2 separate regions of the Homo sapiens genome follow, and region 1 is linked to region 2. Evidence: chromatin loops called from intact Hi-C (ENCODE). Cell type or tissue: K562. All regions are shown on one strand.

The links. Peaks named below come from ENCODE experiments on the same cell type or tissue, not always from the same donor. Only the 100,000 strongest peaks of a DNase experiment are listed, where the experiment ranks them.
Region 1: a loop joins it to region 2, with 2.8 times the contacts of the local background. A loop is called at or near these places in 27 of 110 quality-filtered maps.

Annotation. Positions count from the first base shown.
Region 1 is chr6:96,540,608-96,545,607 of GRCh38, forward strand. UFL1 (UFM1 specific ligase 1) reads left to right here. Exons shown (of 19, transcript NM_015323.5): 11 at 1-48; 12 at 2,287-2,409. Among named protein-coding and RNA genes, the nearest start is that of FHL5, 20 kb to the right of the region's middle. In K562, a CTCF peak has its summit at 2,293 (motif pointing right); no DNase peak of the experiment used is centred here.
Region 2 is chr6:97,057,713-97,062,712 of GRCh38, forward strand. All of the region lies in intron 4 of KLHL32 (kelch like family member 32), which reads left to right. Among named protein-coding and RNA genes, the nearest start is that of KLHL32, 140 kb to the left of the region's middle. In K562, a CTCF peak has its summit at 1,934 (motif pointing left); a DNase peak (open chromatin) is centred at 1,959.

The DNA of each region.
Region 1 (5,000 bases), 520 kb before region 2:
GTACAAGTAAAAAGGATAAAAAAGATGAGCGAAGAAGGAAAGCAACAGGTAATAAATTGTTAACAAGGAATATTCAAAGTTTTGTATTTGTTGCAGTGAACTTTGCATTTATCACATTTATTATGCCCTTTGAAAGGCCCTTTGTTTTATTGATTTACCTTTAAACAGCTAATATCAACCAAATATTTTGCTAATGTGTTAAGTTTTATATAATAAAATGGAAATATTGGTGATTATGTTTTCTGTTTTCTTTTGTGAAAACTTTATTTTATCATCATGCTCATCTCTTGTTTTTCCCCATCCTCTGTCTATGTTCCAGCCCAGTAGCCCTTTTTTGTTTTGTTTTGTTTTGTTTTGATTCCTAAACTTGCCAGGGTCATATTCACCTCAAAGCTTTTACACCAACTGTTCCTTTTACCTGGAATGCCCTCTCCCAGACTGTAAGTAACTGGTGTATTCTTTTCATTCAGAGCTCGACTTTAAATGCCACTTCCTTAGAGAGGCCTCCTAACCCTTCGGAATAGTAGCCACAGTCACTCTCTGCCACCTCATTTTGTCAGTTTATTTGCATCACTTTATCACCATGATGTGTTTTATTGTTTGGGAACTGTGTTGATCTCATTTATTGTTGTACTCTTGCTACATACCCAAAGCACCACTTGATATATTTTAGGTGTCCTATAAACATACTAATTAAATGAAAAAATTTCTGAAGGACATATTTTTACATTTCTTTTTCTAATCTAAAGTCACTAGAAATTATTCTAGGTATCACTGATATGCTTGTAATTTGCAATGGAAAAGTAACATGTATTTCCATAGTTTTTATAGTAGGAACAGTGCTGTTAGTGCTTTATCGGAACTGAAGAAATTCAATATTCAACATTTTTCATTAATAAATACACTTCTAATTCTTTGAGATAGTTTATTTCCTCTTCCAGAATCTTTTTCTTAAAACTTTTCAATGGCATTATGAAATTTCTCTATTCTTCCAGGAAAATTAATAAATTACTTAAATCACAGTAATATTCATAGCTATGGATATTTTATCATATATTTGAAGATATAGTTATAAATTTGCCTTACTCAATTGATGACTTATGTCAGTATAACTAGTCTATTTAATATTTTATTTCTTATTAAAAGTTAAGGGTCATTTGGTGTTTTATTTTCAGTGATAATGCTATTGTATTATAATTGTTTAATTACAGTGTGTGGAATCATGTCAATCATGAATGTTCCCCCCCATAGGAAACTTATTGTCAAATATAAAAAGCATGTTCACTTTAGACTTATATTTTTGAAAATAGAATTTTTTTATTATAAAAGAAAGGGAAAAATAATAGAAGTTTAAATCTAGGATGTGATGAAATCTAAGGCAAATCTATTTAGAATTTAGAAAAAGATCTTTAGTAATCACTTTATTTTATTAAAAAGACTAATCTTTTACTTATTTTGAAGTAATATAATATAGTTGTAATATGTTCAATGGTTTAAACCCGTTATCAGTATTCCATTTTGTAGAGTAGATATTTTACATGTCAATATCAAAGAGCAGGGAAATGCTGAAGTAGTATTTTTTATTTTTATTTACAGTGTTTGCATTTGTTTCATAATTTGTTTTTTTAAGTCTATAGTCAATAGGTAATAATACTTTTATACTTAACCAATTAATATTCATGGTCAACATTTATGAAGCACGTGTTATGTTTCACGCATTTCTGTAAAGAATATATACATTAATGACACAATGATCCTTGCTCTTCAGAAGTTTATAATCTGTTTGAGTAGCAGATGAGTCAGGATATCTCCTCTAAAAACAGGTAATAATCTTTCAACAAAGAAGGCAAAATAAGAATAATTAAATTTGTGAAGTCTTATAATAGAAGGTTATTGATGAGGCTGTGGTAACACAGATGAGCAAAGGAGGACACATTTCTTTTGGGGAAGGTAGAAGAGGAGGTGAAGGAATGGATTTTTGTTAAGAAAATATTGAGAGTTACAGGAAAGAGGTGACGTTAGAGAAGGAGAAAGAGAATGCATTTAGAGCAGTCAGGCTATCTAAGGTAGATTGCTCAAAAGATTTCATATTTTATTATTAATTTTTTATGTATTGGATTTACTAAACTTTTAATAGGGAACTCCAAATTTAAAAAGAGTCTAAAAGTTTCTTTATTTTGCCTTTATTTTTTCTGCTGTAAAGTTAAATACAACAATATAGTGTCATTATTTTATAAAAATGATGATTTAGTTAGGTAATGCTAACTAATGTCATTTTCCCACCAGAGGGCAGTGGAAGCATGAGAGGAGGAGGTGGGGGCAATGCCAGAGAGTACAAAATTAAAAAAGTCAAGAAGAAAGGAAGAAAAGATGATGATAGTGATGATGAATCTCAATCATCCCACACTGGTAGGTAGCTTTTCTTTACTTTTCCTTGGTGTATGTGTGATATTTGTAACATATTTTCTTAAGATGTATATAATTAGGTATATATGCTAATACAGGAAGTCCTTATTTTGCAGTGTTTCAGTGACACAAATTTCAGTTACCACACTTTAGTTAAATGTTATCAGTCCAGTAACAACACTGTTTATCTTAAATATTAGATACAAAGATACTTCGGTATATTAACTGAGTATAGTATAAAGTAGCTCTTCAGTCCACAAATCAGTACATAAATAACAGATGCATATCATGATCTGTGACAATCACACCACTTATTGTATAGTTTGTCAATGATTGGTCACTGCACATTGGTTATTCCTTATGCACAAACAACAAAGCATGTAGCTGTATTGCCTAATTGTCTCCCAGTGATAAACGCTATGATATTTTACAGAAATGGATAATCAAAAAGAGAATTGGCCAACAAAGATAAAAGCGTAGCAAAGAAATGAAAAGTGATAACACTGAAAATAAAATTGGAATCAAGCATAAATGGAGTTATAGAGGGAATGGCTGACTGTGGGAATGTTGACACTGCCATTGCTCAAGAAAATGAGGAAAGTGGTTATGACAAAAAGGATGAAAACATCTTAGAGGATGTAAAGTGGGGAAAAACTTCACAATTCTTGGAGATATTCCAAGACATTGAAAAGGCAAGGGATAAAACATTGGAAGCTGATTCAGAGTTAGAAAGTGGTATGACAATTTATAAGGCATAGGAAAGGTACTTGGTCCATACTGCAAGTTAATTGATAATAAGAAGAAAGCAAGCACTGTTCAGACTATTCCTGATAAGTATTTTACACAGAAATAAAACACTTTCATTCTCCATGTTCTAATGTGTTAAAAATACAGCATATTAAATTATAAACATTAGTTTTATTTTTCATTTTCCTATACATTTATAACCAACAGTAAAAGCTTTTAATGTTTACCAAAAATTTTTAAAGGCCACAGAACAATTGTAATTTTTCCTATTGATTATTAAGAAAGCTTTGCATGGTTTCACCTTACCATGATCATTTTTATGGTCTTCCACTGCCATGCAAAACAAGTATTAGGATATTTTTGAAAAGTAGACTTGCAAATTTAAATAGGAAACATTAATTTTATGTACATTTTACTTTCATAGTAACACCTAACTGGTTGGTTGCTTATATCTAAGAGAGAGCATTAATTATATGCATCTTTCTTTTCCTAGACTTGCTAGTGCTTGGCCAAGAAAGTCTACAAGAGACATCTTTTGTTTTTCTAATTAAAATTATGATATTTTTAATTTTTCTGTTTAAAAAAGGTAAACTTAATGAAACCATGATACTGCCCTCTTCCTTATCCCCAGCAAAATGAAAATTAAAAAAAAAAACTTTAAATGATAATAGATTGAGATTTATATTTTTCCTCTTTCACAGAATTCATTACATACGGGCTATAGCTGGAAGATGTAGATATCAAGTGATGTGCCTGCAGCTATTAATGTTCTACTTGCTATTTGTAATAGCACAGTTGTTTAAGATTTGTCTTTAAAGTATTCTGAGATAGGTAGAAATAACTACTGTTCTTCATGTATGTAAAACAACGTTAATTAAAGGAAAAGTATCTTTATAGGAACTACTAGCTTTATCCTTATTTCAAATAGGATTAAGACTATCCATTGTGAATTTTAATTTTTCACTGGTAAATGGATTTTCCTGTTGCCCAGGTGTACTAGGCATGTGGGTGAAGAGGCATTACAAGAAAACACTTCTCTAATATCTGTAATCTTAAATAATGGTTAAATGAGGCATGTGATATTCCTTTTGTGAATAGATTATTATTGAAAGGAGCTATAAAAGTAGTAAAACCATTCTACCTTTAAAAATATAATTTCAATGCTTTTGAAAAAAAATTTATGTTGTAATCTCTGAAATAGAGGATGAAATTGGGTTCTCAGCTAAAATATAGGATCAACTCAGTATGAAAGATTACTAGAAGAAAATATAATTTAATAACTTTGAAAATGCATAAAGGAAGTAAACAGGGAAATCATAGATCATTTAATGTGAACATTAGGAATGGACAGCAGATCCCAGAAGATAATAGTACTGTCTGTCTACTCTAAAGCTAGCATGTCAACTCCTTAGATTTTTATTTATAGTGAAAATTGATTTTTGAGCCATTTTATTTTTATTTGTAAAGTTTTTGCTTATAGAATCAATAACTTAATTAAGCTAGAAATAATCACTTTTATACCTTTACAATTTCTAATGGAAATATTGTTAGCTTTTTTTGTCTACAACCCATGCTTTCCTAAGTAAATGGGTAGGCATGACATTTGCACAGTTAGCTATTATTTTCATTACAGTAGCTGCATACAAACTTTCCTGACTATAGACTTATTTTTGTGAGAGCAAAAATAAATTATAGAATTCTGAGATTTTTTTTTAATCTATGCCTTTTCCAAAAGATACATTTTAGCTTAAACAATTATTTGAATTGTGATTCACATGATTATAAAGACTTTCCAAAGATCTTATTTAGATTATAAGGATTATTTAATTTCTAATAAATTTATATTT
Region 2 (5,000 bases):
TGTATTTTGTGGAGCAGAAGTTTTTAATTTTAAAAAAGTCCAAGTTGTCAATTATGTCTTTCATGGACCATGTTTTTGGTGCTGTATCTAAAGAGTCATTGTCATACCCAAAGTTATCTAGATCTTCTCCTATGTTACCTTGTAAGAGTTTTCTAGTTTTGCATTTTACATCTACATCTGTAATCCGTTTTGAGTTTATTTTTGTGAAGGATTTGAGAGCTGTGTCCAGGTTCAATTTTTGTATGTGAGTGTCCAATTAATCTAGCCCCATTCTTGAAAAGACTATCTTTTATCCATTATTATTATATTATCTATAATATTATCTATGCTCTTTCATTGACCATATTTATGTGAGTCTGTTTCTGAGCTCTCTGTTCTGTTCCATTGATCTGTTTCTCTCTTCTTTTGCCAATGTCACACTGTCTTGATAACTGTAGTTTTTTTTAGTCTTGAAGCGGGTATTGTCAGTCCTCCAACTTTGTTCTCCTTCAACATCGTGTTGGCTATTTTGGGTCTTTTGCTTCTTCATATAAGCTTTAGAATCTGTTTGTTAATACACAAAAAATAACTGTGGGATTTTGAATAAGATTACATTGAATCTATAAATTGAGTTGGGAAGAACTGACATCTTGACAATATGGAGTCCTTTTTATCCACAGACATGGGCCATCTTTCCATTTATTTAGTTTTTCTTTGATTTCTCTCATCAGAGTTTTGTAGTTTTCCTCATATATATATGTGCTAAGTCCCATGGCTAATGCCCTGATTGCCTACCAATATTCATTTCCTCTTTTTTCTTTATATAGAACTCTAATTTGATTTGGGACTATGGTGCATCTAGCCATAAAAATTTAATTTCCCAGGCTCTTTTACAGCTATGTGTAGCCACCCAGCCAATGAGATGTAAATGGAAGTCTCTGTAACAGTGTTTGTAAGAAATCTATTGTTTTTCTGATAAACAATGCCAGACTCAGCTGGCAAATGTTTTTTGTTCTTTGACCTCTCCTTTCTTTCTGCTTTGAATGTAGACATAATGCCTGGTGGTATGGCAGCCAATTTGAGACCATGAAACCACAGCCTGAGATTTGCCAAGCAGGAAAATACAAGGAGGCTGGTTGCCACTCTAAGTGGCCTAATCCAAATGTTATTGGAAAAGTAACCCTTATATTTGTTTAAGCTGCTTTGTTACATATAGACACACACAATTGTAATGATACACAAGCATTCTTTTGGTCCTTAAAACAGTTTTTGAGGTAGACATCATTATTTTCACTGTACAAATAAGAACACTGAGGCACCTGGAGTTGAGCTGTTCTCCCAAGTTGATTCTGTCAGCAAGTGTAGGAGCCAGGATTTGAAAGCAGACAGCGTGACCTAGAACACATGGGCTTATTAGTTCACCAGATGTCTGTGGAGACCCAGGATGAGGTAGGGGTGGGGAGAGATCTTGCCAAGCTTTGTATAAGGAGTGGATTTAGAGTTGGATCTTGAAATGAGTAGGATTTTGACATATGGAAATTAAAGGAATGAGGAGGACATTGAAGATGGAGAACAAGGTATTGCCTGAGTGTGGAGACTAGTAGATTACTGGCTTTAGCAAAGGGACCAGAAGGTCATAAAACTGGAGAAAAGTTTTTAACAGCAGGTTGGGGCTACATGGTGAGGTTTTCCAAATACAAGCCTCAAAAGTTTGAATTCTCTGATTCATAGAGAACTACTGAATTCTAGCCAGTATTGCTCAGATGGAGCACTTCAACAGGCATATTTATGAACATTTCCCAATATGATCACAACATTTAGAAACTGGAATTCATGTGTTTTATTATCCTTACCTGAACTATGTTTTTCTTTCTTAAAAATAAACTTCAGATGTCAGATATAGATGTGCAGTGCATGAGTCAATTTAGAAAATTCTTTTCCTTTAAATGGCTGCCACCTTGTGGATAAAAAGTCCTTAGTGCAGTGGTTTTGAAACTAAAACTAGATTGGTAGAAATTTCTCATAGCTAGATAGATCTTGTGTTTCATGTTCCATCTGTGAGAATTCTGTCATAAATAACTTTATGCAAAACATTTTATGTGTGTTGAATATATGATCATTTAACAGCTATTTATGCTGTTGTATCCAGTTCATTTGATGATTATAAATTCAAGATTCTGATAATTTGCCATTCTGTAATACTATACAGGAAAAAAAAAATACCAAAGAAACAAACTATAAAGAAGGGAGGAAATGTAATCATTTATTCTCATAAATGGTATTAGACCACTCTAATTTGCAGTTGTACAAGCGCTTGTTTTGCTTGCAAAAGCGTGTTGTTCATGTGCACACATGGTATGTGTGTTTACTAAAGACCTTAGTTGTCTGATTTTAACATGCTCAAATCCTTCAGTCCACTGTACACATAGACCAAGAAGCAGGTAATTAAAAAATCTCCTTATGCAAGAAATGAAGAAGATAGCTTTGAAGATCTGAAGATACAAAATTTTCTGAAGATGCCAACTCACTTGATCACAGGCAGGAGAAAAAAAAAGGTCACACTGAGACTTACCATGGCTGTTAAAGACAGTCCCTACCAGCCACCAATCCAAGAGGCTAGGTATAAGGGAGAGGGAAAATAAAGAGAAAAAGAAGACAGAATTGAGAGAGTGGACATCTGATGATCCAGGAGGATGAGCTGAAGAAGGAGGGGCAGGGATGCCCTGGGGACTGTGGGGTGTCCCTACTCCCACCGCTCAGTCCCAGCTCCACCCTCCCAGAGCCCCCATGTGAGGTGTGGGCACTGACTGAGGTGGCCCACGTCATCATGCTCTATACAGAATCTCACCTCAGGTCCCATTCTCCTCCTCTTTCACCGGATTCTGGCCCCATATTCTGCCTGGAGACCAGGAGTCCCAGTCTTATTGCAGTTTAGAGGGTCTTCATTGGAGATCATGCAAATTCTCCTGTCTGCTACCAACCCTGCTTGGATTGGTGACCAGAGGACATGTTGGCACACAGTATTCAAGAGTGCCTCCTACCAGGAGGGTGATTGGGCCACCTCATGACTGAATTCTGACATAATTTCTCCTACCAGGTACCCATCCCCTTCTCCTGCACTTGTGGGTTTTACACTATTACTTTGTCACACCATTCTGTGTCACCCTAAATACAGCCACTGGTCGGTTCTTATCCCCACCAAAATGAGTGTAGAGTTTCAGCATTTGGAATGGGAATCAGTCGTGGCCCTCTCCTTATTCATATGACCTTGCCTGCTACAAATTGCAGGAGATGTTCCTGGGCCAGACCCAAGTAATGAGATGTGATCATCTCATTACTTGGTGAGGTGAGACTAGAGGTGACCTCTCTGCTAGCACTGTCCAACATCCCTCATTCGAGAACAGCCCCTTGTGTTCCACCACCTGGAGGTCAGGCGGGGAAAGAATCCTCTATACAGGTGGTTCTGTGAACAAGAAACATTCATGCCCCCACCTAAGTTTGCTCCTGGTTGCATCAAAACCTGTTTGCAAATCTGGAGAAGCCCCAGCTCTACAGGTGAGCTCCACCCAAGCAGGTGAGCGTCACTGGGGGTAGAGGCAATGCCCAACCTAGTTTGGCTTCTTTTAGGGTTTCCTTTCCCCCCACTTCCCCCAGCCCGCCCCATCCCGCCCCTGGATTCTGGACCACTTGGCTTTATGTATCTAGCATTTTCTTGATCTCTTGTTATTAAGACATTTTGTCTTGTCCACTGTTTATGCCTCTAGCTGTGATATGCTCCTCCAGACTGATGAGTGACTGGATGTGTCAGGCCACTCACATTAGCTCCTATTCCCACCCTGTGTGCTTTCAGATCTTGGGGAACATCTCTTCCTTCCTGCAGGTGGTCCTTGAGTCACCCTTCTTCCTATCTGTCCTGGTTTGAGTGTCAGACTACATGTTGATGGGTATGTTTCTGAAATACCTAAATATAATGCTTGGCAGAAGTTAAATGCAGCTGTCTTAGTTGTTCTCCATAAACCTGTGTGTTTGAGATCCCTTTTTTTCTGCAGAGGTTGTTCTTTTGGCCAGTCCTTCGAGGCAGGTGACAGATAAATTCACCACACTGTAAATCATGAGGAGACTTGACCTTTGATTTCATTGCTGGCCAAACACAAATTCCCTGGAAAAATATATTCGAACAGTCAGTCACCAAAGAGCAACAAAGCTGAATCAAAAGCCTCTGGTACAGTGAGGTTTGCAAACACTGGTTCTGTTTCCATAAGTGAGAACAGCTGTCCTGGTAGGGTTTCTTTCTCCAACCCTTTAAGAGCACTTAGAGATTTTCTGTGCTAAAGCATATTTTAGAAAAACTTATGTTATAATGAGTGGAAGGAAAAAACTACAAAACAAAAAATAAAAAAAGACAAAAACAATCGCCGTATGGGTTTTTCATGTGCAGGCTTCTGGAAGTCAGCCTGCTGGACATGTAACACATGCTATGGAATATTCATCTTGTCTCTCTGTGATCACTGTCTTTGTGTTTGCTATTAGTGAGCCTTGGAGGTTATCATAAATACCAGTTGTGTGAAATGAGCGCAACTGACAGGATTTAAAGGCTAAACCAACCTTTCTAATCCATCTATTCCCCATTCTCCTCCTTAGGCCATGCCTCTTCTGCAAGACTATACAACATCCTTGCTCCTCTGATGGGAGCTGCACTAATTTCGTGAATGTCAGTCAAAGCCTCCTTCCTTGAGGAGTTGGCGAAAGACGGGTTTCTCTTTCTGACTAGATGGAAAAGGAGATATAAAGATTTTTCAGAATAAGATGAGTGTTGGTATTTTTGCCACATGTGCTTAACTTTTTCACTTCTTTACTTTGCCACTTAGAAATATAGAGTCCTTTTTTCTTTCTTATAAAATTAGTTAAAATTGATTCTGAATAAAAAACATGTGTAGAGATCAATTAATTCATTAGCATTTTAATTAAGTAACTTCATGAATATTGAGCAACAGCTATGTGTGCTGAACATTGTTCTAAGT